Regions from separate parts of the Mus musculus genome. Here regions 1 and 3 are each linked to region 2. The links are chromatin loops, found by intact Hi-C in ENCODE. Cell type or tissue: left cerebral cortex. All regions are shown on one strand.

What was found. A loop is a pair of places that touch in the nucleus more often than their neighbours do. Peaks named below come from ENCODE experiments on the same cell type or tissue, not always from the same donor. Only the 100,000 strongest peaks of a DNase experiment are listed, where the experiment ranks them.
Region 1: a loop joins it to region 2, with 2.2 times the contacts of the local background. A loop is called at or near these places in 3 of 42 quality-filtered maps.
Region 3: a loop joins it to region 2, with 4 times the contacts of the local background. A loop is called at or near these places in 9 of 42 quality-filtered maps.

Annotation. Positions count from the first base shown.
Region 1 is chr3:154,694,208-154,702,207 of GRCm38, forward strand. It overlaps a transcript of Erich3 not described here. Among named protein-coding and RNA genes, the nearest start is that of Erich3, 13 kb to the right of the region's middle. In left cerebral cortex, no CTCF peak of the experiment used is centred here; DNase peaks (open chromatin) are centred at 4,496, 4,897, 6,324 and 6,635; H3K27ac peaks cover 2,041 bases.
Region 2 is chr3:154,813,636-154,821,635 of GRCm38, forward strand. All of the region lies in intron 23 of Tnni3k (TNNI3 interacting kinase), which reads right to left. Among named protein-coding and RNA genes, the nearest start is that of Gm20389, 110 kb to the left of the region's middle. In left cerebral cortex, a CTCF peak has its summit at 4,282; DNase peaks (open chromatin) are centred at 1,907, 2,632, 3,296, 3,792 and 2 more places; H3K4me3 peaks cover 638 bases; H3K27ac peaks cover 1,859 bases.
Region 3 is chr3:154,648,335-154,656,334 of GRCm38, forward strand. No RefSeq gene overlaps it. Among named protein-coding and RNA genes, the nearest start is that of Tyw3, 55 kb to the left of the region's middle. In left cerebral cortex, a CTCF peak has its summit at 4,878 (motif pointing right); DNase peaks (open chromatin) are centred at 3,238, 4,096 and 4,885; H3K27ac peaks cover 1,369 bases.

The DNA of each region.
Region 1 (8,000 bases), 120 kb before region 2:
AGTTGTTCCTGTCTGTAGCCTTCATGTGGCACCTTGGCTTCTGGGCTTTGTAACAGATTTTCACTCTTTTTTTGTGGGCAAAATTAAACTTTCCTGACCATTTGGCAGCATGGAGCTTTTCTGAGATGGGTTGTTAAGGAGAAGAGAGACAGGAAAAGGTCACCAATTTAATCTCCCCATAATTAAGGTCTTGCAAACAGCTAAATAAAATTCCTGTTAACATTCTCTCCAGTCTATGAGTCCTTACTGTAGTGTCAGAAGAAGCTAAGAAGCAGCTGTTCAAGTGTTCAAATCCTTGCTGCATTTTATGCATTTTTTTTAAAGGACAGGACTGTGGTAAGGCTTGATGTATACATACATATGCTACACACCCAACCCATATATGTGTGTTCATATGTATATGTATATATGTATATATGCCTGCATGTACATACATGTAAGTATGTGCATACTTTTTAAGGTACATGATAAAATTAGGTTTAAAGAGCATAAGTAGTTTCCAGTTTTCAAGCATGAATTGTAGACTGAGCACAAGCATGTATTAAGGTACAGTATATAGCCAAGAATTCAGTTTGTCCTAAGGTGAGAGAGTCTTATTAAATAGATCAGGCTGTTCTCCAACTGAAATCCTCCTGCTTCTGTGTCTCGAGAGGAATATTGGGATCTTAGATATGTGTGTCACTACATCTGGCTTCCTTTAATTCTTAAAATGTCCTAAAAATCTAAGATATTCCATACATTAAAGTTTTGGTACTAGACACTGGTTTAATGAAGCTGTCTAGACGAATGTGAGTAAGTTGAGAAGTCAAAAATGTTAGGGCATAAGTTAGGACTTTCTGTCAATATGAAAAAAAAAAACCCCCACAGAAAATGGTATCTTTATTTCTTCAGGACATTTACAGTTTAAGATCCCAGCAGACAACATCAGGAGGAATGTTTAGAATCAAGGGGTGCACTTGGTCTTCAGAGCCAGAGGGGGACGAGGGCTAGTGAGGAATCCTACATTGTGGAATCAGAGATGTAACGTGGGGCTTCCTGATGTGGAGGGAGGGTCACATAGAAGCCAGGGCACACCAGGGCATGCTTTCTGAGGACGCACTTGAGTGTCAGCAGTTCCCAGCCCCCTGGCAGATGGAGGATGCCCTCCAAAGTGCTTCCTGCTGGCAGGAGAGAAGTGTGAGGTGTGAGGGTTCACAGGAGAAGCAGAGGAACGCTGAAGCAGCTGTTGCTTCCTTGTCACCCCCACTGCTAAGACTCTCTGACTTTTCACCCACATTTTAAGCGCTCATTTCTGGTTTTCTCTTTTGTATAACCCAAACCAAGAGGGTCCCCTGCCTCTCACTCTAAGACCTGAAATACATAGCCTCTCAGCTGACTGTTGTACCTGTCTTCAAATGCATCGTTGGCTGTCAGCTGTTAAATCTGTCTACAAATGCAAGGCAGCGTGCTCGCTTAGGCAGTGTTGCCAAAAATGGCCTTGGTTATCAAGCAACCCTCATAAAACCTTAATGGTTTCTCCTTTCTGTTTCAGATTACTTGCAACATATAATAGCCTTACGGATAAACACCTGGCTGGGTATTTTAACAACACCAGGATCAGGCGGCACCTCCTAAGATCTGGGCTGGTAAGACTGCTCTGAGTTCTGGTCACTTTCTTCTTTAATTAAGTCCCCAAATTCCCAACCTTTCTTCAGCTTTCCTTTGAGTCTGTGACATCTTTTTCTCCTTACTAATTCAGAAAAATTACTTCCCTTTTAACTTCTGATTTTTTTATTTGGAGCTCTTTCTAAACAAAGGAGAGAGGTTACAATGGCTACCAAGGAAACATAAATTATTGACAAAAATTCCCTGAGAGATTTCAACAGCATAGTTGGCTTGTTTATTTATTCATTCATTAGCACACAGTCTATGGACCAGACACTGTTAAAGAGTAAGGAGGACAGAGAAGACTATTGTTTCAGAAGAAAAATATTATTTTTAATACTCATAGAGTATGGTGTGGCAAACATAAACAGTTGGCTTCCTTTTCTGTCTATTTCTTTTTCTTTTTCTTTTTTTTTTTTATTTTTTGAACTTTCATTTCCCTGTGATGGTTTATTGATACCTTAGTGCCTTCCATCAGCTTCAAAGCCCTTCTTCCCACACAGTTTCTGCTCCTTTAAATGTGTATTCGGTGGAAAAAAATCTAACTCAAAAAACCCTATGGTTTTCCATTGAAAGAGAAGGGGTGTGGCTCTAGCCTGGGTTGGCTGTTTGCTTTCTTAAAGTACAGCCTTGTTTTGATGTTGAAAGAAATGTATTGTGCTTCTAATAGTTGTTTGTGTGCTTGGCACTGGCTAGGTGGAGCTCAGGAGAAAGTCCCTTGCAGCCTCCCGGGGCATTGTTATCAGAAGGGTGAGGTGAAACCTGGCTCTGCCAGGAACAAGACTTACAGGTGTACCACTTGCAGCCCAACTTCCTCAATTGTGAAATGAAGGCAACCCTCTACCCCCAAGCCCCCACACCACCACCATCACCATGGCTGTTACTGTTAGGGACCTGCAGTGAGTCACCCTGCAATCCCTGTGTGACTATGAACACTGTGAGCTTCCTGCTCTTTGGGCAGGGCTCTGTGTCTACTTAACACCATCCGTAAGCATGCAATGAACACTGTTACAAGTATGACAAGTCAGGTAAGGACAGCGTGGCTCCTTGCTCTAAAGAAATGGATCCAGGAAGAGGCCTGCAGCCTGCCGTGCTCACATCACACAGAAACTCCTTAGAAGATGTGAGTTTGAAACTCACCCCAGACCTGTGGGATTTGCTGTTTCTCTATCTCTCGGGGCTCTTGGGGGGGTGGGGGTGGGTTATACCCACTTCACTCAGAGTGTGAGCGCTGTGACTCTCCAGGAGCTTCCAGCCTAACTGGGGAGAGAAGACAATCCCAGAGACAGATAACGATGACAAACAAGCCAACTGCCAAGGAGATATAGTAATGGCAGTCAGGAAGGCCTAACTCTAGACACTTCGCAATGACACGAAGTCGGTGCATTCTAGACACCTTAAGTGGGTTATCTGAAGTAAAAGGAAGCACCAACAGTATAAAATTACAGCTAAAATTGAAGAAGGAAATTAAGAACATGAATGTGGGGTCTGGAAAGATGGCTTCCTGTTAAGACCACGCACCTGAGCACACAGAACAGCTTATAACTTCCAGCAACTTCAGCTCCAGGGCATTCAACAGCTGCTGCCTTGGCTGGCATCCTCAGTCGAATGCACATAGGCGCACGCGGTCACACACACACACACACACACACACACACACACACACACACACACGCGTGCGCGCGCGCGCGCGCCTAAACATAAGAAAGGGAATGTAAAGGTGGTTTGACCTTAAACTTAACAGGAGCATGTTGATGGGAGGTAGCGCTGTCCAGCAGCTCTTACAGGGAGCTCAGAGGACAACAGCAGATAGAGCCCAGGGACAGAGTCAAGACAAGCAAAGAGTGAGGGGCAGAAATCCACACTCTGGGACACGTAGTAGTGATCCCCGTTGTGACCAATATATATATATATATATATATATATATATATATATATATATATATATATATATATATATATATATATATATATATATATATATATTAAAGCCTCTGCACACTTCTCTGTAATTTGTAAAATTCTAAATCATAGCAAATTAAATTATGTTTTGGGGCTGCAAAGTGGAGGGAGTAATGAGAGTCAATGAAACCAATTATTTCTCAAGACAAACCAAAGGCTTCCTCAGTGGCTTGTCTGCCTAGCCTCCCCCCCCCCCCCCAGGGTTTCCGGGGAGCCCACAGGCCTGCTCTCCTGAGCTCTTTCAAGGTAGCACCTCCTCTTCCCAGGGTGCTTTCAGAGACTGAAAAGAACACCTGGGTTCCGTCACTGGAAAATTGTTACTCTAATGAAAACCTTGTTTTAAACGTCAAGTGTACCACCTGTGTGTGTTTTCACACTGACAGGTAAGAGAGACTTCCTTTTTCCTTTCTGCTTGATGAAATATTCATTAAAAGCAGAAGTTCATTAGTGACAATGGTATTCTCCTTAGGCTTTGAAAAGGCCACTTTCCTCTCTCTCTCTCTCTCTCTCTCTCTCTCTCTCTCTCTCTCTCTCTCTCTCTCTCTCTCTCTCCCTCCCTTCCTCCCTCCTCCCTTTCTCTCTCCCTCCCCCAGCCCCCCTCTCTCTCCCTCCCTCCTTCCGTCCCTTCTCTCTCCTTTTTCTCCCTCTCTCTTCCTCTCTCTCCTCTCCCTCTGCTCTCTTTGTTTCTTTCTCCTTCCTCCCCCATTCCTCTCTCCCTTGCCTTTCTTGGTACCTAACAACACATGGTGCTACTTTGTATTTCTTTGTGAGTTCTACTTATCTATTCACACTTTTTATTCTCTCACCACAGATAACGAGAAGTGGGAGGATACTTTCTGAAAAGGAATACAAAGTTAACAACATGAAGCAGGATCACCAAAAATACATCCGAGAGTGTTTAGCCCGGGCCATTTTCCACAAGGTCCTAGATATGGAGGTGTGCCTTTCCTCCCTCTGTATGCTAGACTGGGTAACTCTTCCTAAACAACAAAGGGATGGACCAAGGGAAACTGGTTTGTTCCTAAGTATCTAGAAGCCTGGACTCTCAAGTTTTTCCTCCTCTTTAGTTCAGAAGAAATATGGACATGATTATAAACTTTGTGATATTTAATTTTCTAAATGTAGATTCTTTTAATCCACAATGGCTACCCAGCCCTCACCATCTGTACCTTAATTTCCATTCGCTAAAAAAAGTGACATCTGTTTAAATATCAGTAATTCCAGTGCCATGAATTATCTCAGACCTGTTATTCTTTTAAGGCTCTGTAGCTCAGCCGTATGTTAAGTTTCACAGAATAGGCACTGAAACATCTGCTGTCCCTCCTACTTTAGGACACATTGGTCAGCATGGATTTACAGGCTGAGCATCAACACGTTTTGTGGGATCTGACATTGCACTTTTAGTAGGATATGAAGCTAACCTGATAAATTTTTGCAGCTTTGCTCCACAAAACGGTGGTTTCAATCGTTAAACACCATTTAGTCTTTGTGAAAAAGGACACCACTCCTTGGCACATTCACACAGCAGTAAATCAGAGAAGCGGCTTGGAAAATCTATGACTTGTGGGTGCGTTAACATTTTTTAAACAAATGCAGAACTATCAGTAAACCTGCAACAAGTTTAGTACCAGTGAAAATATTTGTTATTATGTTGACTGTATTATTACATCAATCATTCCGAATGCTCACTTAAGATGTATATTGCACAATACAGTTTCTGCCTACTTAGCAATTCATTTTTTTAAAAAAAAATTCAAATTGTATCCACAAATTATGGAGACTCATGGTTGACAACCCCAAATTTGCTGATTGTAAATGCACCAGTGGGAATGGTGCAATTCTGCTAAAATAGAAATAGTTATGTTATTAAATTAACCCCTACATGATTTTTAGTTTTAGAAGTGCTGAGTTCAATGTTGTCCAGATCCTTAGTTTGTAGGTATATCAGATACATTAGCACTGTCACATATATTTTCAGTTGAGTCTCATATTCTCACAACATATAATGACATTTAAAAGAATGTATAGCAAATATAATATGGAGGGAGCTTGGCCTTCTCTAGTCTGAAAATCTGAATTATGAGGCTGCGAAGACAGTTCACAGGGTAGGCACACTTACTAGACAAGCTGAACATCCTGAGTTCCAGTTGTCAGCACACCGGATAAACCCCAGTGTGGTCACACATGTGCCTGTAACCCCATCCCAGGGACAGAAGTTGGCTGTGACTTGCTGCCAGCCTAGTTCTGGGTTCAGTGAGAGACCCTGTCCTAAAAGAATAGCATGGAGCAGGACGTCCTGTGTAATCCTCTGATCTCTGCATGTACACCCAAGACATTCGGTTCATACGATGCATATTTCATGCACAAAAACCAACATGTACAGTTAGAAAGATAAATATGAGATGCTCAGAACTTGAAAGTATTGTAAACATGGTGTTTGTGTTTAAGGGTTTCGGCTTTCAGAGTATTCTGCACATTCAGATCAGGAGTATTCAATCCATAGAGTCTACAGATATCCACCAACGTGGAAAACAGTGGAATGAAGAACTGTTCAGCCCCTAGCCATGTTTCAGAAGACATACCTAATCTGTTAATATACCAGAACAGCTAGGATTGTCTACAGATTGGCACAGTGCCTCCCATTGGCTTGAATCTGCTACAGTTTTCCCTGACATTTCTGTAGGTGTTCATGCATTCCTCGCTCAACAGTAGCTGACTCACTGTGTGCCAAGAGGGGACCCTGTCCTGTGGCTGCAAGACACTGTTTATAGAAATATGGCACAGCGATTGCATAGAAAAGGGAAGTGTCAAATTGGATCCTGCAAACAAGGAGGTGTCCTGGGGGCCTTGGTGCAAGGGGCACAGAGCTCCTGCTTCTGGGAAAGAGCTCAGGAGAGGAATTCCAGAGCAGGACAGCCATATGCAGCATCCTGTGGATGGAAAGAAAGCCCAAAGACTGCTCAGGGGGGCTGGTTGGCAGGAGGAAGTGACACCATCTGAAAAGCTGAAGCCTTGTTTCTGGAAAATCTTGACTTCCCAAGGCAGGTTGCAGTGTAGGCGCTGAGGCAATGAGAATGCTTTTACAGCAAGGGAGTGAAATAGATGAGCAGAGCTGTTTGAGATGTTGCTGCTGTAGATGCAGAGGATGGATTAATGGTCTGGAAAAGATTGGAGGTGGGAGGTCAATTAGGAATCTGTTGCCAAAGGGTTCAGCTAACAGTGCCAGAGAGAGGGAGGGAGAGGCAGCTGTCTATGGGGACAGTAGAGAAGGAGAGGGCTGCCGAGAGAGCATTAGGGACTGAATGAGGAGGAGCAGAGGAAGGAAGGAGCAGAAGCACAGGAATAGAAACTCTTCCCTGGTGAGGAACAGGCCTGGGAGAATGCTGTCTGGGAGCCAGGGGCCCAGGTGCTCAAAATCTGCAGAATGGCTCCACAGGGGTCTGGACCCAGGAGGCACCGAGGGCTTGGGGAAAGAGTTTCAGCCATGGTGATGAGGTGCCCAGCTGCTGACTGCAGAGAGTTTGGGACAAATGCAAGTTGGGAACAGATTGATAGTAAATATAGCAAAATTTGTTGCTGAATGGGTGAAAGATCAGAGCAGGAGGGAGAAGAACAAGAAGAGTCAAGAGATGATTGATGACGCCCAGGACAGGAGTGAAGGAATTGGCAGGGACCAAGACCAGAAGAAAGAGTTTCCCTGAAGGAACAATGAGACAAGAAAACCACGGGCTGATTTCAAGTCTAATTGGGAGACCTTTTCTATTTAGGTATATTTTAAATCACCAATTATTATATGAAAATAATTGGAAAACAGACAAATCATAAAGCAAAAATTAATTGCAAAAGGATTCTACTTTCAGAGATGGCTATTATTCTACACTTCTTTTTTAAAGTATCTTCTGGTCATATTTATACACCAATAAAACCATAATATGGCCAAGTGTGGTAGCATGTGGCTATAATCTTAATATTCAGGAAGACTAGACATGAGGATTGCCACAATTTTGAACCCAACTTGGGCTATGTAGTAAGTTTCAGGTCATCTTGAGCTAGGTTCCAAGAACCTCTCACAATGAACAGTGAACAGTGGATTTCAAATGCCGTTCATCAGGTATGGCCACTGGCTGCCCTTGCAGAGGGCCAGAGTTCAGTTCCCAGAACCCGTTCCATGCTGCACATGTCTGCTTGTAACTCCAGCATCAAGAAGCAGCCCCTCTACCACCATGTCCAAAGACACATAAATAAAAATAAAACCATCCTTTGCACACACAGAGAAGAAAATCATCATGCAATGTTGTGACAAGGACGTGGGTTTGAGCCATCAAACCGGAAATAGAAAGTAAGACCAAGACACAAACCTGTTTTTGTGTTTCTCGGTGTCTTTGGTTATGAAA
Region 2 (8,000 bases):
TATAAAATAAGGGACTATATTTGGATTGTCAAGACCAGCCCATTAAAACACCAGGGGTGTTTGGTAGATAATGCTCTGTATTTGTGTGTGGGGGATCAGCATATATTTGTGATAAGTGATCAAAATCTGTTAACTTTGTAATTCCTTTTGTTTATTTAACCAAATGTATATAAATGGATCTCATTGTAGTTTTGAACAAACTACAATGGAAGGTGTTGGCTTGTGCCTCAGAAATGGCTCAGTGGGTGAAGACGCTATCACTAAGCCTGACAACCTGAGTTCAGTGTCACATGGTAGGAGAGAAGTGACTGCCACAAATGTCTTCAGACTTCCTCATACATGTTCTTGTGCTCACACATGTATACACACACTCACACACAGACACATACTCATACACTCACACATACAGAAAGACAGGCACAAGCAAACACAGACTTGCATACATGTGCATGTATATGCAAACACACACCTATTGACATATACATATGCATTCAGACATGCACACTCATACATGCATGCATGCACATGTACATGCACGCATGTACACATATACACACACAGACACAGACACACACACACAAGATGGTTGCATGAAAGTTTTAAACACAAAGGTGCTAGCCCAACTTAATAGTGAGTAATAAGTCTCTTGAAGATTAGGTGTGACTTCTCTCACTGAGGCCCGACCCCTGGTCCTCTGCTGTATATGTGTCAGGAGCCTTGGACCAGCTAGCGTATGCTGCCTTGTTGGTGGCTCAGTGTCTGAGAGATCTCAGGGGTCCAGGTTAGTTGAGACTGCAGGTCTTCCTATGGGGTCACCCTACTCCTTAACTTCTCCTAGCCTTTCCCTAACCACAGGGATCCCTGACTTAAGTCCACTGGTTGGGTGTAAATATCTGCATCTGTCTTAGTCATCTGCTTGTTGGGCCTCTCAAGGGCAGCCATGCTAGGCTCCTGTCTGTAAGCACACCACAGCATCAGTAATGGTGTCAGGCCTTGGAGCCTCAGCTTGAGATGGAACCCAATTTGAGCCTGTCACTGGATTTCCTTCCCCTCAGTCTTTTCTCCAATTATGTTCCTGCAGTTCTTTTAGATAGGAAGAATTCTGGGTTGGAGTTTTTGACTGTGGGATGGCAACTCCATCCCTCCACTTGATGCTCTGTCTTTCTACAAGTTACCTCTCCCTACTATTGGGCATTTCTTCTAAGGTCCCTCCCTTTGAGTCCTGAGCATTTCTTACCTCCCAGGTCTTTGGTATATTCTAGAGCCCCCTGACGCCCCGCCACTTCCTAATCTTTCAATTTTGTTTTAATGTATTTTAAAACATAAAGGTAGGCATTAATTAATTGCCCTTACTAATTATGTGCACTTGTTAAGCTGTCACTAAACTAAGAAGTATCTACACTTTAAAAAGGAAAGTTGCCATTCTGATGCAGAAGCAACAAGAATTTTCATAAAACCGAAACTGAGTTGGCAGTAACTACCCTACAGCCACACTTTCCATTCATAATGTGTGATGGGGAAAGACAGCAACAGACAGCATCCCTGTTGGTCTCATATTCCTGTAGTTTGTTTTGCCATGTGCCAGTTGCCCTGTATAATAATCAATGTAACAGAAGAGAAACATTTGCTTGAAACCAGTGTACTCAGGGATTGCTTTCTGAGCCTCTGAAATCTTTTCTGTTTTTATACTGGACTCTAGTTTCAGCAGGCACACCTGCAGGAATTAGGTAAAGGTCTATGCCACAGGCATCAGTGATTTCTTTCCTGCCATGGACTGTATCCATTGGTATTGCAGACACAAGTCACAAGGATGTGTCAGTGAATTAATATAGAAACAGCCTCTGCAAAGGAGGCAGTCACACTTTCAGTCTCATGGACACCTGGGGCTGGAACTGCTTCTAAGTGGAGGCTTTACAACTTGCAGGAAGTAAGCTATGGAGGCGAGGGGCATCTTGATCCATTAAAGACTGCAGTGGCATGCCTTTGATCTTGTTGTACATTCTCAGGCACGTACCTGTATGATGCTAGTTAAAGAGCAGACTGAGGCTAGCTTGTCTCCTTGGGCCGGTCTGTCTTTCCAACAGATTACCACAGATGTGGAAGCTGCTGCCTGGGGCCACACAGTGAGAATCAAGTGCATACTCACTTGCCTCAGTATGGAGGTGGGTCCTGAAACCTGAAACCCCACACAGGGAGGGATTTTGTGGTCATGTGGGGGAGTAGTATGAGAACAGCCCCCCTCTTTGTCACAATTCCTCAGCAAGGAGTGAAAAGCACACACTTTAGAGTCAACTGGATCCAGGCTCAGATCATGGCCCTGCTGTTCACTAACTGTAAAGCCTCCAGCAGGTTGTTCATCCTTTCTGGCTTCAGCCTGCTCATTTGGGGAATACTGATTGAAGGTTGATGGTTCTGCCACGCGGAAGAGCTGTGGTTGGCAGTGTTATAACTGGCCTAGAAAAAATTCACAATGTCTCAACCAAGGTGGCTAATGATCAGAGTACACAATGTATCTTCTTCCATGGTTTGGCTAGTTTGATATTATTATCAGTGGGCATAGCAATGATATGCTACCCACTCTAGATATTTCCCCCAGAGCTGAGATAAGGCCCACCTCTGCCGAAGGAGCAGTGCTACAACACTTACTGGGAAGGAAGCACTTCATCACGATCAGGAAACAAAACAGATTTCATCTGCTCACTGTCTTTGTGAAAGAGAATCTGCAGCATGGAAAATACCCACTCATGAATTTTTCAGACTTATTTGAGATTGAAGCTCTTCAAACATCTGCTCATTAATGTGGGCATCCAGCTAATGTCATAGATATTAATAGCAGATGCTGTTCTCTCTCCTGTAGTTAATACAGGAGCGGCTTTCTTCCTGGGCCCATAATGTTTTCTGATAGCTTTAATTGCTATTACTTAAGTAGAAGAAATACTGAATACCATAGATTCTAAAGAGATAGTAAGAAACAATGCTCCTTTAGAATAACAAACATCCTTTTTAAATATCAGTGAGCCAAAGGAAGAGAGCTGTCACTCTTGCTATTCTACGGGGGTTAGATTCGGTCCATACAGAAGATACTAAAGGTGAAAAGAAAGAGAATCTATGGAAATTAAAGCTGTCACTCTGTGCAGTGCCATTGTGTGAGCAGCTTCAAAAACCCATTTGGAAATCATGGCTCTTGTAACACAGTCATTACTGAGACACTAGCATCACCCACTTATTACTGCAAACATAGCAACAGTTGCCATGTGAGCAAGAGATCTGTAACACAAACAGTGGAGTCGGTTGGTGCAGGGTGGGGCTGGCTGGAGTCAGGGCTGCTGTGGCTGAGCGCAGTGCTACCTGTACCGGTTTAATTAGGCTGGCTGTTCTCTCTGGTCCCTGTGCCGTGTCCTGTCAGACATTTCCAGAGAACAGAAGCAGTCTCAAAAGGCGGCATTTCGGATTAAATCTTACATTCGGTGGCACACAAACAGAACCAAAGGCAGAATTTTGCTTTGATGTGCACAAGGGTAGACACGTGGCCCAGGCTTCCTTTTCATTTCCAGGAATGGAACCCTCACAGAACCCTTGTCATTAGAAAGCCCGGTCCACTTGTTGCTGTCACAATATGCCACTCCGTCTAATTGAAAATGGAGAAGTCTGTCATCATTTGCTTAGCAGTTTGCCTCTGGTGAATCTTCACAGGTTCCCTTTATGTGGCTGGGAATTAGTTAATTAGTATTACAAAATGCATCAGGAGGAACAGGCCCTTCGGTTACCAGGGAGGCCCTTTCAGGCTGCTAACAAGCTTGCCATGGGACAGGGAGAGCTGAAGAATGGTGGCAGAGCCGCCCAGCTGAGGAAGACATCTTTCCTTGCTCGCTCGCTCGACTGAGCCGTTGTAACCTAAATATGTCACTTTCTCAGTCTTTCTCAGTCTCGTGCAATGCGTTATATGTGGCGTAACTCCTGGTCCTTAAAGCTTTCTCTTTAAGAAGTACCGATTTTACACAGGCACAGGGTTTTCTTCTATCTCCCCTTTCATTAATTTCCCATTCTCCCAGCACTTCTTCTGAACAGAATATTTTGTTTGATATTCTTTCTTTGACATTTTTCACAGAGAGAGAGAAAGGTTGTTTCAATCTAAGGGCGGCTTTTAAAAGTCAGGGACAGATTGACATTTTTTCCTCACTCCTTAACTTTGACGCTGTATGCCTTTGTTAGGGGGATTTCTCCAATCTCTCGCCGCTGCACTCCCTGCAGCGCCCCCACTGAGGGCCAGATGGCGCCAGTGAGCAAGCCAACTTATAAGTGAGGTTAACAGTGCTGTTTAGGGTTCTCACCAGGGGAGGGAGTCCTGCAGGGGCCCCTTCTCACTGATTCTGTGGAAAGATAAGAAAGCAGAATCCCAGAGGTCTGAGGGTAGTCCTTGGCACAGTGGGATCTTTATTTCACTCCCGAATCTGGGAATTGTTGGCAAATGCCACTGTGTTGCTTTACAGGTGTGATACCAGGGGCTGTGCTGAATAAAGAATTTTTATAAAAAAATATTAAGTGGCTTTTGCACTACCGATGAATATTCTAGATTTTTGAACCTTCATGGAAATAATTTTAACATCTACTTCCTTTAACTTTTGTTTTGTGCGTGTGTGCCCTTGTGCGCGCTTTTGTGTATGTCTTTCTCTCTCTGTGTGTGTCTTTGTGTGTAGAGATGGCATTGTGCATGTACCATGGTGACTATGTGGAGGTCAGAGGACAGCCTCGGTTTTGGTTTCCCATTTATACTTTGCTTGAGACAGCGTCCTTTGTTGTCTGCAGTTGGCAGTTGCTGGTAGCAGACTGGCTGGCCTGCCCACATAGCGAGATTCTCCTGTCTCCACTTACTGTCTCTTCCTAGGAGCCCAGGACTTGCAGATATACACTGTAGCTTCTGGTTTTACATGAACTCTGAGGATACACTTCAGAGCCTCACATTGCTGAACCAGCTCCCATCTTTCATGTACTTTATATGACACCAGGCTCATAGCAAGGAGGTAGCCCAACCAAACCCATACAACACTAGCACCCATGGCTATAGGCTTCCTTCTTAGCCCCACACCCCATGAACACCAAAAGCTTTCCTGCTTCTATTAATTAGGAAAATTCATGGACAACTGAAAAATATTTTAACTTAAAAAGAAAAAAAGATAAAAGGGGCAGCTGACAGATATGCTGGCACCTGCTTGGATTCTGGCTTCTCTTCCTCGCCATTTATGTATTTTTTCACTTCAGACCCTTAATGAGCTGAGTGAATGACCTTGAGCAAGTGAGGGTCATAAAAAATTATACACTCCAGAGATGACAAATACCTGGGAAAAATTGCCTTGCCCCTAGATTTAGGCAAGTGACATCTTACTCTCCTCATTATACCGTAGTGACAAAGGGGCTTAACAGAGGCACATATTCAGAGAGTCCTTCCTCTCAGCACAGAGGGCCTGGCTGAAGGATGGGAAAGGTGCTAATGAGATGCTTAAATAAGCACTGAGCTTTGATGAAAAACTCATTAGCTATACATTCAATCAGCCATCTTGGAGGAAGCTAATAACTACTTTGGGAAACCAACGATACCATCTTTTTAAAAATCATTTTCTCAGATTTGTGAACCTCATAGTGATTTGTGTGTAACGTCAGGTTTAGGTACTGAACCCACATAGCATCTATGAATGAGAGAGGACAGTGACTCCATTTCCTCATTACTAGCAAGTCGTTGTGTGTGTTTGTTTGTTTGTTTGTTTTTCTTGCACTAAATGTCAGCCTCAATATTGTTGTTGTGTTAAGTCCAGAGGTTGTGAGTTCTGCAAACTGATTGCTTTAATGCAGAATACACTTAATCAATATGGAAAGAAATATAGCTTGACAAAACCTAAAGAAATTGCATTACAGTAGAGTTATCCTCTAAACTGGATCATATGTGCACTTCTGGTTGTAAAATTCCTAGAAGGAAGTAACTCTTGTTATATGTTCTGATTAGAGCTTGCTGCCTTTCCAGGTATCCACGGTGGCTGATTTGGAGGTAAATGATTGAAGACAATGGTGAGGGATGAGTTAGTCCTGATGTGTGGAGCTTTGGGTCTATAGGCAGCTGATTACAATCTGTCCCTAGGAGGTAAAATGAAGCAAGGTGGCCAGTGTCAGTAGGAGAATTTCTCTGTGAGCAGAAGCGTTGTAGTCCTGGTGTCTAAGGCTGTATTGAATTTGTCACTCTTCAGTGGGAGACCATTCAGCACCGCGGACAGCTCTTCACGGGGTCTCCTCGTCTATCTGCCTCTTACAAGAACTTCAAAGCTGGCAGCAGTGGCACATGCCTTTAATCCTAGCACTTGGGAGGCAGAGGCAGGTGGGTTTCTGAGTTCAAGGCCAGCCTGGTCTACAGAGTGAGTTTCAGGACAGCCAGGACTACACAGAGAAACCCTGTGCTTCAAGCTAGCAAGGTTGAAGTTTAGTCTTAACGCACAGTAGAATCACTGCCAGATAGGCCTGGGTTCAATCATGAACTTATTTTTTCCACCGCTTAATAGTTTTGTATCCATTGTTTAAAACTGCCTGTCTCAATTTGCTTTCCTTAAAGAGTGGGAGCCTTCAGCCAGCATTACTTCGAAACATTGATATTAGAATTAGATAGCATTATCTTGATGGCAGCTTGCAATGCTCACTTGCCCATGCTATAACAGGCATTTATACTTATGCTGAACACTGTCCTAAGGAACACAGTATAAAAAGAGGAGAGATGCTTATGAATGCAATATGCTTATAATCTAGGTAGGTATGAACAAAAATCAAGTGATTGGTTTAGGCCCTCACTCTACACAGATATACGTGTCACGAAGATTATTGTTGGCCTTTAGGTAGAATTTTGGAAGGCTGTGTGTGTGGCAGATACTTAACCCAAACAAAGTAGGAGGTCAGGTGATAAACACCTTTAAAAAGCTACAGTCTTGGAGCTAGAGAAATGGCTCAGAAATATTGCTCTTCTAGAGGGCTTGAACTAAATTCCCAGCACCCAGGTTGAGCAGCTTATAGGCAAATTTAACTCTAGCTCCAGCGTCCCAATGCCTGTTGTTTTTTTGTTTGTTTGTTTGTTTGTTTTGTTCTGTTTTTGGTTTTTTTGGCTTCTTCAGGAACCTACTCATACATGTTAAATACTCAAAAAGATGTACATACACATGCACATAAAAAATAAAAACATTTAAAATGTCTAACATCTTAAAGAGACAACCAAGTTTAAGAAAATGGGAAAAATAAAACCTGCCCTACGCAAGAGATGTAAGACACGAGTGCCCACTTCAAACTAAGCTACAGGTAACATGTAAAGAAAAAAGAAGTCTAGCCCATGGTATGTATGTATGTATATACCGTGGGCTAGACTTCTTTCCATGGCTTTACAGGCTCATGGAATATGAGCTCATAAGAGAACTAAGAACTAAGAAGAAGGGACAGGGCAGCAGGAAAGCCAAGAATCCATAGGAACAGCCATGTGATCAGAGCTTAAAGACTGAAGATGGGAAACCTAGTGGAAATCATAACATAAATGTTTTTAAAGAAAAGGTAAGCTTATATGGAAGGCAAAGAGACCTTCAAAACTGGCCTGAAAAAGTTTTAAACAACAACAAATACAATGGAAAGAAGTCAGGAAGAAATTGAGTTGGAAACAGACAGCAAAACAAAGAGAATCAGAGAATTAATAAGATAAATGCAAAAGAAGTTATCTAACCTGTAGCAGAGATGTAGAAGGTAGAAGTTGTACCTTCCCCACCAGGACACACATAAACACACTGCTTTACGCACAGACCTCTGTAGTTACACACTTTGCTAGCACACATGTCTCGGTGTATATTCATACACTATTGGCATGGATGTTCTGATTAGACACTTTAAAGACACCAGGTGATATGCAGCTAGTGAAGTTTTCCAAAGAGCATAAGGTTAAGGTAAAACAATGCTACCCAGAGGCTGTGAATCATACAGAAGTTCTG
Region 3 (8,000 bases), 170 kb before region 2:
AGAGTGGTACTGTTTGTGAAGGCTGTGGTGGCTTCTATGTGGGGAGAGTAGTCCTGGCAGAGTCTTTCCTGATGGTTTCCGGCAGGCAGCCATGCCTTAGATCCTTTCCTGCACAGCCTCCGGGGTTCATCCACTCTGTGTTGTCAGGGTCGGGAGAGGCATCTGTTTGATTCTGACAGCTTTCACTTTGCTTTTGTAGAGAAGAGCGAGGGCACCTTGCCTAGCTCGCCAATCATGTTACACAGGCGGTACTAAGCACTTCACATAAAAATCGAGAGCCTAGTCCCATGGCTACTTCTTCAAAACACCCCCAAATCTAAGGCTCAGAGGTCATTGCAGAAGAGGGGGCTGTTAGACTTAGTGTGTTTAAGAATCCTAGGACCAGTGGACCCACAGATTCCCAGTGAAAAGATCCTCTTGAAGACGTTCAGTGATGTTTCATCAGATGAAACACCTCTTAGGCCTTTCAGGTACAGGCAAATGAGGCCCATCTACTGCAGGGTCACTCCAGATTTGGAAGACAGCCTTGCCTTGAGTAAACCTGGTAAATATTCACTGAGAAAATTGAAATTAAAGTGTGTACTGTGCACCAGCAGTGGTCTGTAATCTAAGGTTATTTCAATATATGCACAGACTTGTAAGTTTTACTGTGTCTTTCAGTTTCTATTTAAGGAATAAGTGGACTTAGGCTGCGGATGTGTGTGGTGCTGCAGGCACACCTTTTGGCCGGCACGGGCTTTGAGAGAGCTGTTAATTCCAGTGAACTTCTTGCTGGCTGGGTAAAAAAAAAAAAAACAAAAAAACGGGGAAATAAAATAGGCCCAATTTTATTTAGTTTACACTGATAGACGTGAATCTAGCAAGAGTCCACACCATTGAATCCTTCTTAACGTTTCCTTCCATTCAGACTTAGGGTTTTGTATGGGTTATATGTGAAGTATTTGCTAATAAAAGAAGCCAAACAGTGTAGGAAATTAAGCTTTGCAACCCCTCCCCTGCACTGTTCAAGCTGGGATCCGAATGCAAACACTGAGGGGATATTAGAAATCCATGCAAGGAACTGTGGCTTTTAGAGATTGTCTTCCTGTGCTTCTACGAGCATTCATTATTTCCTTGGCTGTTGAACTGACTCTATATTCAGCTACTAAACACGCTGGTCAAACGTCCTGCTCACGGCTGACAAGTAGCTCCGTTTCCTGACAACATGACCAGCACTGTTGTTTGATGTTCCGTCCGGAGCAGAATTAATTTTCTCCCAGGAGGTCCCGACGGTGAGATAGATCGCACATGCACAGGGTCCACCGGATGGTGGGGCCGCCTTGCACATTGGCATTTTATCTGTAATCAGATACTTTATCGACACGGATCCTGTCAATTCCCCCCAAATAAGTTGGCTTTATTAATACAGGTTGCTCTTCCTTTTGCAGTAATGAGCTCCACCATGGCCGGCTGCTCAAAGAACCAGGAAAAAGCAAAGCCCGGGATCTGTCATTACACAGGGCAGGGGAATCGGATGCGGCTTTTAACTCCAGGCCACTGATGCTAATTCTTGGTAGCTTGCCTGACTTGCCTGGAGCAACTGAAAACATCAACTTAGCTTTATTCAGGCTAATTATCAGCCTGTGCAGTGGTCCTAAATTTGAGAAATGATTGACAGCCTGATACATATTCTCAAGTTCACACTCATTAGCACACAGTGTCTCAGGTCTGGTCTGCCCCCAAGACATGTATGGAAGCCGGCAACCCACTGAGCTCAGACAGTGCTGGGAAGAAGGACTCATCCCTTAGGTGTCCTGGGCTCTCTTCCCACACTGTCCGCATCTGCATAGAACAAGGGCTGGGTGTGACCTGGTTTGACCTGCATCTGTGCACAGAGGCAGCTTAGTCTAGACACTGTCTGTTCTGAATCAGCAGTCACTTTATCACAGGGCTGGGTCTCTTTGTTGATGAATTCCTTTGAATAACCAAGTGTGTTGAACATTTGTTACATTAAAAAAAAACAAAAAACAAAAAACAAAACTATGTGTGAGGGTTGCCCATCATCGTCCTTCCCATCTTAGAAAGCCTGACACTTGCTCTGTAGGTGTTATTCTATCCTTTTCCTTCAAATTATAAACCTCTCCTCTCCTCTCCTCTCCTCTCCTCTCCTCTCCTCTCCTCTCCTCTCCTCTCCTCTCCTCTCCTCTCCTCTCCTCTCCTCTCCTCTCCTCTCCTCTCCTCCCTCCCTCCCTCCCTCCCTCCTTCCTTTCTCTTTTTTTTAAAGTATAGAATAGAGTTGATTCAGGGCATGGGGAGGGGAGTTGAGAGAACAGCAGAGAGAGAGAGAGAGAGAGAGAGAGAGAGAGAGGGGGGAGAGAGAGAGAAAGAAGAGAAGAGAAGAAAAGAGAAGAGAAGAGAAGAGAAGAGAAGAGAAGAGAAGAGAAGAGAAGAGTGAGGGAGTAGAGGACTTGGCTGAGAGCACTTGGAGAGAGATGGGGAGGGGAATGGAGAGAGAGAACCTCTATTTTCCACTGGGTGAAACACCATTATTTTGTGCCTGTCATTGTTTTGGGGCTTCTAATGCTTTGTTGTACAACTAAACCTGTGATAAAATTAAAATCCCCATAAACGAGCTGCCAGGAGGTGCATCTGAGAACACGGTTGATGTCACAGGTGTGCCAAATGTTACATCTTTGTCAGGAAAATAGACTTGAAATTGTATAGCAGGGTGACTTTTCCTGGGGCGGAGGAAAGCTGCAATTCGTAGGTCTCTGCTCCTTCCCAAGAATGGATTTCCTGCTTCCGGATCCCAAGAGACTCCTTGTACCCGCTAGGGAAAGCGTCCTCACCACAGAGGCTCCTGTTGCCCAAGGAGTGCTTCACCCAGCCTTGGCTTTTCAGTGGAGAGAGGGCCACAGCACCATCTCTGCAGTGCTTAGGACCTGATCCTGCCGTTTCCTCAGAGCACTGCAGGAAAGAATGTCACTGTGGTCTAACTTCCCACACTCTTAGCAGAGCCTCTCTGTCTACTTTTCTTCATCTTCCATCACCCAACACCGGCCTCCCGTTCTCCATGGAGACATGGCGGAAGCTTGAGCTTCACCCACCCCTTTCCCGTCCGCAGTCAGAACAGCAGAGTTCTGTCACGTGGTTTTGCTAGTTGGAGGCAGCAGACAAAATTCTGACCAGGGATATTTTTTGTTTGCCCTGTATAGTGTTGTAAAAATTAGAATGTTTCACCCAAACCATCTGGATTTTCAGCTTCTTTGTAAAAAGGAGAAGATGTGTTAGTCTTAGAAGGTATTTCTAGAAGACTGTCAGCAGCTGAAGTGCAGCCAACTTTGATGGCTGTGTGGGAAGACATCGCCCTCCAGCACCTTCTGCTTTTCCAGCTTTGGCATTTGACTTCTTGCTTGATACTGTAAAGAAGAAGAAAAGCTTTCCAGATCAGATCAGACCCACCTTACAACGGAGGCTTAGCAGAAACTACAGCGAACCAAACAAAACCCTCAAGTGAGCCCTTCGCTGGCATTTAGACTTCCCGTGTCTTCCTGCTTTGGCACATAAGGCTTCCAAATGTGAAGATGGAAGAAGAGGGACGATTCAAACACCTGTAGCCTCTTTTCAGTGGGGCATACAGGTCTCCTTCTTCTGGGGCTGCCACTGTCCCCCGACTTCTATTTAGAATACTTTAGACACCTACCCCTGCAGATGCTTTTCATAGTCCTGTGGAGCCTGACTAGACACTCACAGCCTTGTCAGAGGTCTCTTCTGTGGAATGATCCTCCCAGGATTTGCCATGTTAACAAACCATACCGTGCTCAGTACTGCGAGTTCACAGACAGCCCTTTTGTCTAGGAGCATTGACTGTCATGCCTGGGAGTAAATTTTCTATGTAATCTCCACACAGGGCTGAGTGTGTCCCAAAGGCTGCTCTGTCATCTTATGGCTGTAAAGGGCACTCACTGTTTGTGTCATAGTCCATGTGGACCGAACACACACTCCCAGCCGATACTCTAATAGCTGGGACAGCCTGCAGAGGTGACAGTCACATGGGATGATATTCAGCGGCTGATCAGGGCTGCTAGGCTGTGATAGAAAGAAGATGTGGGTGTGCTCAAGGAGCTGGAGTGAGATGAGGGTATGGGCTCCACTGGAGAGACTTTCAAACTCATCTGCTTCTCCTGGTCCCCACACCCATGTGCCCAGAGGAAGAAGTAGCCTTTTGCCTCGCCTTAAAGCAAACAAGGAGGCTTGCAGAATGTGCAGCTTGAAGACCCCGGCTTTCAACATGGAGATGCCAGTGACAGGTACCTTAGCGTGTAGCTGACATGTGTTCAACGCAAGCCCACCCGAGGCTCAGCTCACTGTCAGTGTGAACAGATGGTGACACAGACTCCACAGGGTGGGTATGCCCAAAAGACGGTGTCCACAAAGCAGAAGCGTTTGTAGAGTGGCCATCATGACCAGTGAGAGAACGGACTGGGGGTGATGGGCCATGGTTACACAGTCACCGTGTCACTGAACGACTCTACACATAGTTCCCAAGATGGCTGAAACAAACATCTGTTTACCATGTGAACCGATATTTACTCAGATACCTTGATATCTCATATGTGAGAATCCTTTTCTGAGGCTCGATTAGAAGCAACTTGCTTCCTAGGCAGCCACCACTGGCTGAACGTGCAGTGCCCTGGCTAGTATCTCACGCTGTCTTCTAGGTTGGTCAGCCATTAACCCTTTCAAGCCCCGTCTATTTCAAGCGTACCCCGAACATAACATCCCCGCAGAGGAACCAAGAATTAGCTGAGATGCCTGTTAGGACACAGGAGGCGTTAGGTTTAGGTTTGCCGTCTCAGCTGCCACCCTGGTCCTAAGTTGTTCCTCCCTAACCACCCTGCAGGGGGCAGTGTAACACCGGGGCTGACGGCCAACCAAGGCGGGGGTCCTGACTTAGCTGTGTGTGTGACTTCAGGCAAAGTGCTTCAATTCCCTGCTTCTCAGAATCATTCTCTGTAAAAAAGCTGAAAATGATAGTATTTGAGTTTAAGATGAGACCTGACATTTAAAGCGTTTGGCACAGAGCCTGGCCCTCGTTGTGCACCAGCATTGTTTTTTCGGGTCATTACTACCATCCTTCATAGGGCCACGGAGGTAGAATTTATTAGCTTCGATGATGAGGCCCATGTCTGTCCCCCCAGAAATCTGGACAGTCTCTTTGAAACACTCCTTGCCACTGTCCTTGTTCTTTTTGGTGATTGAAGGCCTTCAGTTTAGTCGGCCTGAGAATAAAGAGTGGCTCTTCAGCAGGGGAGGCAGAGCGGGAGGCAGAGGAGGGATAGGAGGAGGGATAGCCACAGAATTCCACCCGACTCTGGATCTTTTTAACCCACAGTCTCCTGCTGATTCCTTTGAGATGGGTCCTCCCCCAAATTCTAGGTATCTGGTCACCATCCTCCAAAATAACTGGATGGCTTTGATCCTGTCCTCTCTATTCTAACCATCAGCTTTCCCTTTAACCAGTTGATTGGAGAGGGGTGGCTCAAATCACAGGAGGCTCGGAGTCTCTCTCCTGATGGTCTCTGTAACACTGGCCTGGTTATCCCATCACTCGGGCATCTGTGCCTCCTCCTGCAGTCTCTGGATTCCTTCTGGGTTGTCAAAAGTGAACTATAAAAGATCAGGGGAGAGAGTACCTTAGTATAATATTTTTTATATTACCTCAAGTCAAATGTTCTCGGGAAACAAGACTATTTTAAACCAAGAACAGCAAGTAATAGCTTCCTGCAGGAAAGACTAATTTACCAAAATTTGATGACCCTTAAAATCAGGTAGCCGCTCCACAGCTGTGAATCACCTCAGGCCAGCTTCTCTGTGATGACTGACAGAAAATCTGATGACTTTCAGCAGCAAGGGCTGTTCATCGCTCATCTCATCCTGCTGGCTGTATTTACAAAGACACACCTAGAGAGAGGGGGAGGGGAGAGAGGGAGAGAGAGAGAGAGAGAGAGAGAGAGAGAGAGAGAGAGAGAGAGAGAGAGAGAGAGAGAGAGAGAGAATTCCAGGGACTGCTGAAGAGTGTCCCCAGTAGTGACACATGTAGTTTTCACTCAGACGTTGTTATTTATAAAAGTCTCTCGCCATGCCAACACTAGCTAGGTCAATGCTGGGGACACAGGTTACATCTCCATAGCAACACGCATGGCTGGGACTTGTGTTTACATAGGGACCAAGCAGGGGAGAGAGAACTTCTGACCTCTGCTTATGTCGGTTCTGTGCAGTGTGATCTCTGAAAACAATTTTCAGAACTTATGACACCTCACATATGCAACTACTCAAGTCTGAGTTCGAAGTCACGAGACCAAGCAAGCTGGACGAGTAGAGGGGCTTCTGCTGTCTGTGGCTGGCTATACACGCTGACCCCCACCGCCACCCCGACTCCCATCTCCCCTTTGGGATTTTGTCCTGTGTTACTTGTCTACTCCCTTTTAGATGAGAGTTCCACAGACCACTCTACGCTTCCCCTCTCCTCGTTCCGAGGCTTCTCCACACTGCTGCGCACGGCAGCACGGGTCTTGTTCTAAGTTGAGTGGTTCTAACCACTCAGCTTTTGTCCTTTGCCTCGCGGCTCAGAACGCAGCCTCTACTGCTGGGTACTAGTAGAACACGGCAGACTACAAAAGCCACCAAGTCCCGCTGCTTCCCTTTCCAGTGGTGTGAACCTGACCTCATCTGAACCTCTCTTGCCAGCAGCTCTGTCTGACCAACCATTTGGCGCACGGCTGGGAGCTTTTAGTAGTGACAGCTTTGCACAGTTAGATAAGCCTCTAACCACAATTCGCATCCCCAGAATCCGAGTGGCTGTTACCAGTGAAGAGGAAAACACCAAAGAAGAAGCAGTGGAACATGGCATTCCCTTCTTGCTCTCACGAATGCTAGAGATTGGTACCCAGGCCTTGTGCTTGCTAGGCAAGCAACCCGCCCACGCCATGGAGCTGCATCCCTAGCCCCGCCCCGAGTCTCAGGGTCAGATCTCGGATCACCCGCAGTTCTGTATACAAACTGTTCAACTCAGGGACTCTTGGCTTTTGCTTTTAGGTGAGTGGGTCAAGCATTTGGGAATAGTATTTGTCTGTTGATTGATTTTACTACTGTCACCCTGGGTTTCCTGTAGCACTCAGGTACCGGAGAGTTGTCCTCAGTTCTTGATGTCTCTTAAAAGCCCCACTGTTTGGCCATATTTGGAGTTGGTGGAAACCTTAAGATGTGGGGCCTGGTAGTCACCTTGGGGTGACTCAGACCTTGCCCAGGTCTTTCCTTTCTCTTCTCAACTCTTTCAGGTCATGCCATGGAGGGAGAAGTTTTGTCCCACCATACACTCCTGACCATGACATGTGATTTACCTGCCCATGCCCAGATCCAGAACAAGTCCAGGGCAAGCATCTTCTCCCCACACATCTCAGCGCTTGTTTCAGTGAAAAGAAGCTCAGAGGCAGGCTTGCTGTCGTCACTTACCAGTCCAGAACTCTGTTTTCCCCTTTGCAGTTTCTTTGAGGCCTGTTTCACAACATCCCTTGACTCATCTTTTATCACAAGAGAATATTAACTGAGACTTTGTGATCTCTCCAATAACAACAACGCTTTTGTTAATCTTCATGCCCTAAGGGTGACAGCGTTAGCCGAGCAATTTCTAGGGGAAACATGCTTCTTGGGAGAATATTTAAGTTCATGAAAAACAACTTAAACTCTTTTAGGGTTGCTTTTTCATATGAGATAATGTAATAAATTCCAAGCCACGTTATCACTCAATATGTATTCCTCAAGGACCTTACAATCTCAGACCTAGTGCAATGCTAATCTAGTTTGCGTGAAGGAAGGCACAAATGTGAAAATTACCAAGTCCTCTATTCTCTATGTCTGTCCTGTCTGTCTGTCTGTCTGTCTGAGATGGTCTATCACACCCTTCCAGGTAAGAATCTGCAAGTCTTCTGCTGGAGGCCATGGGTCTTGTTCTAAGTTGA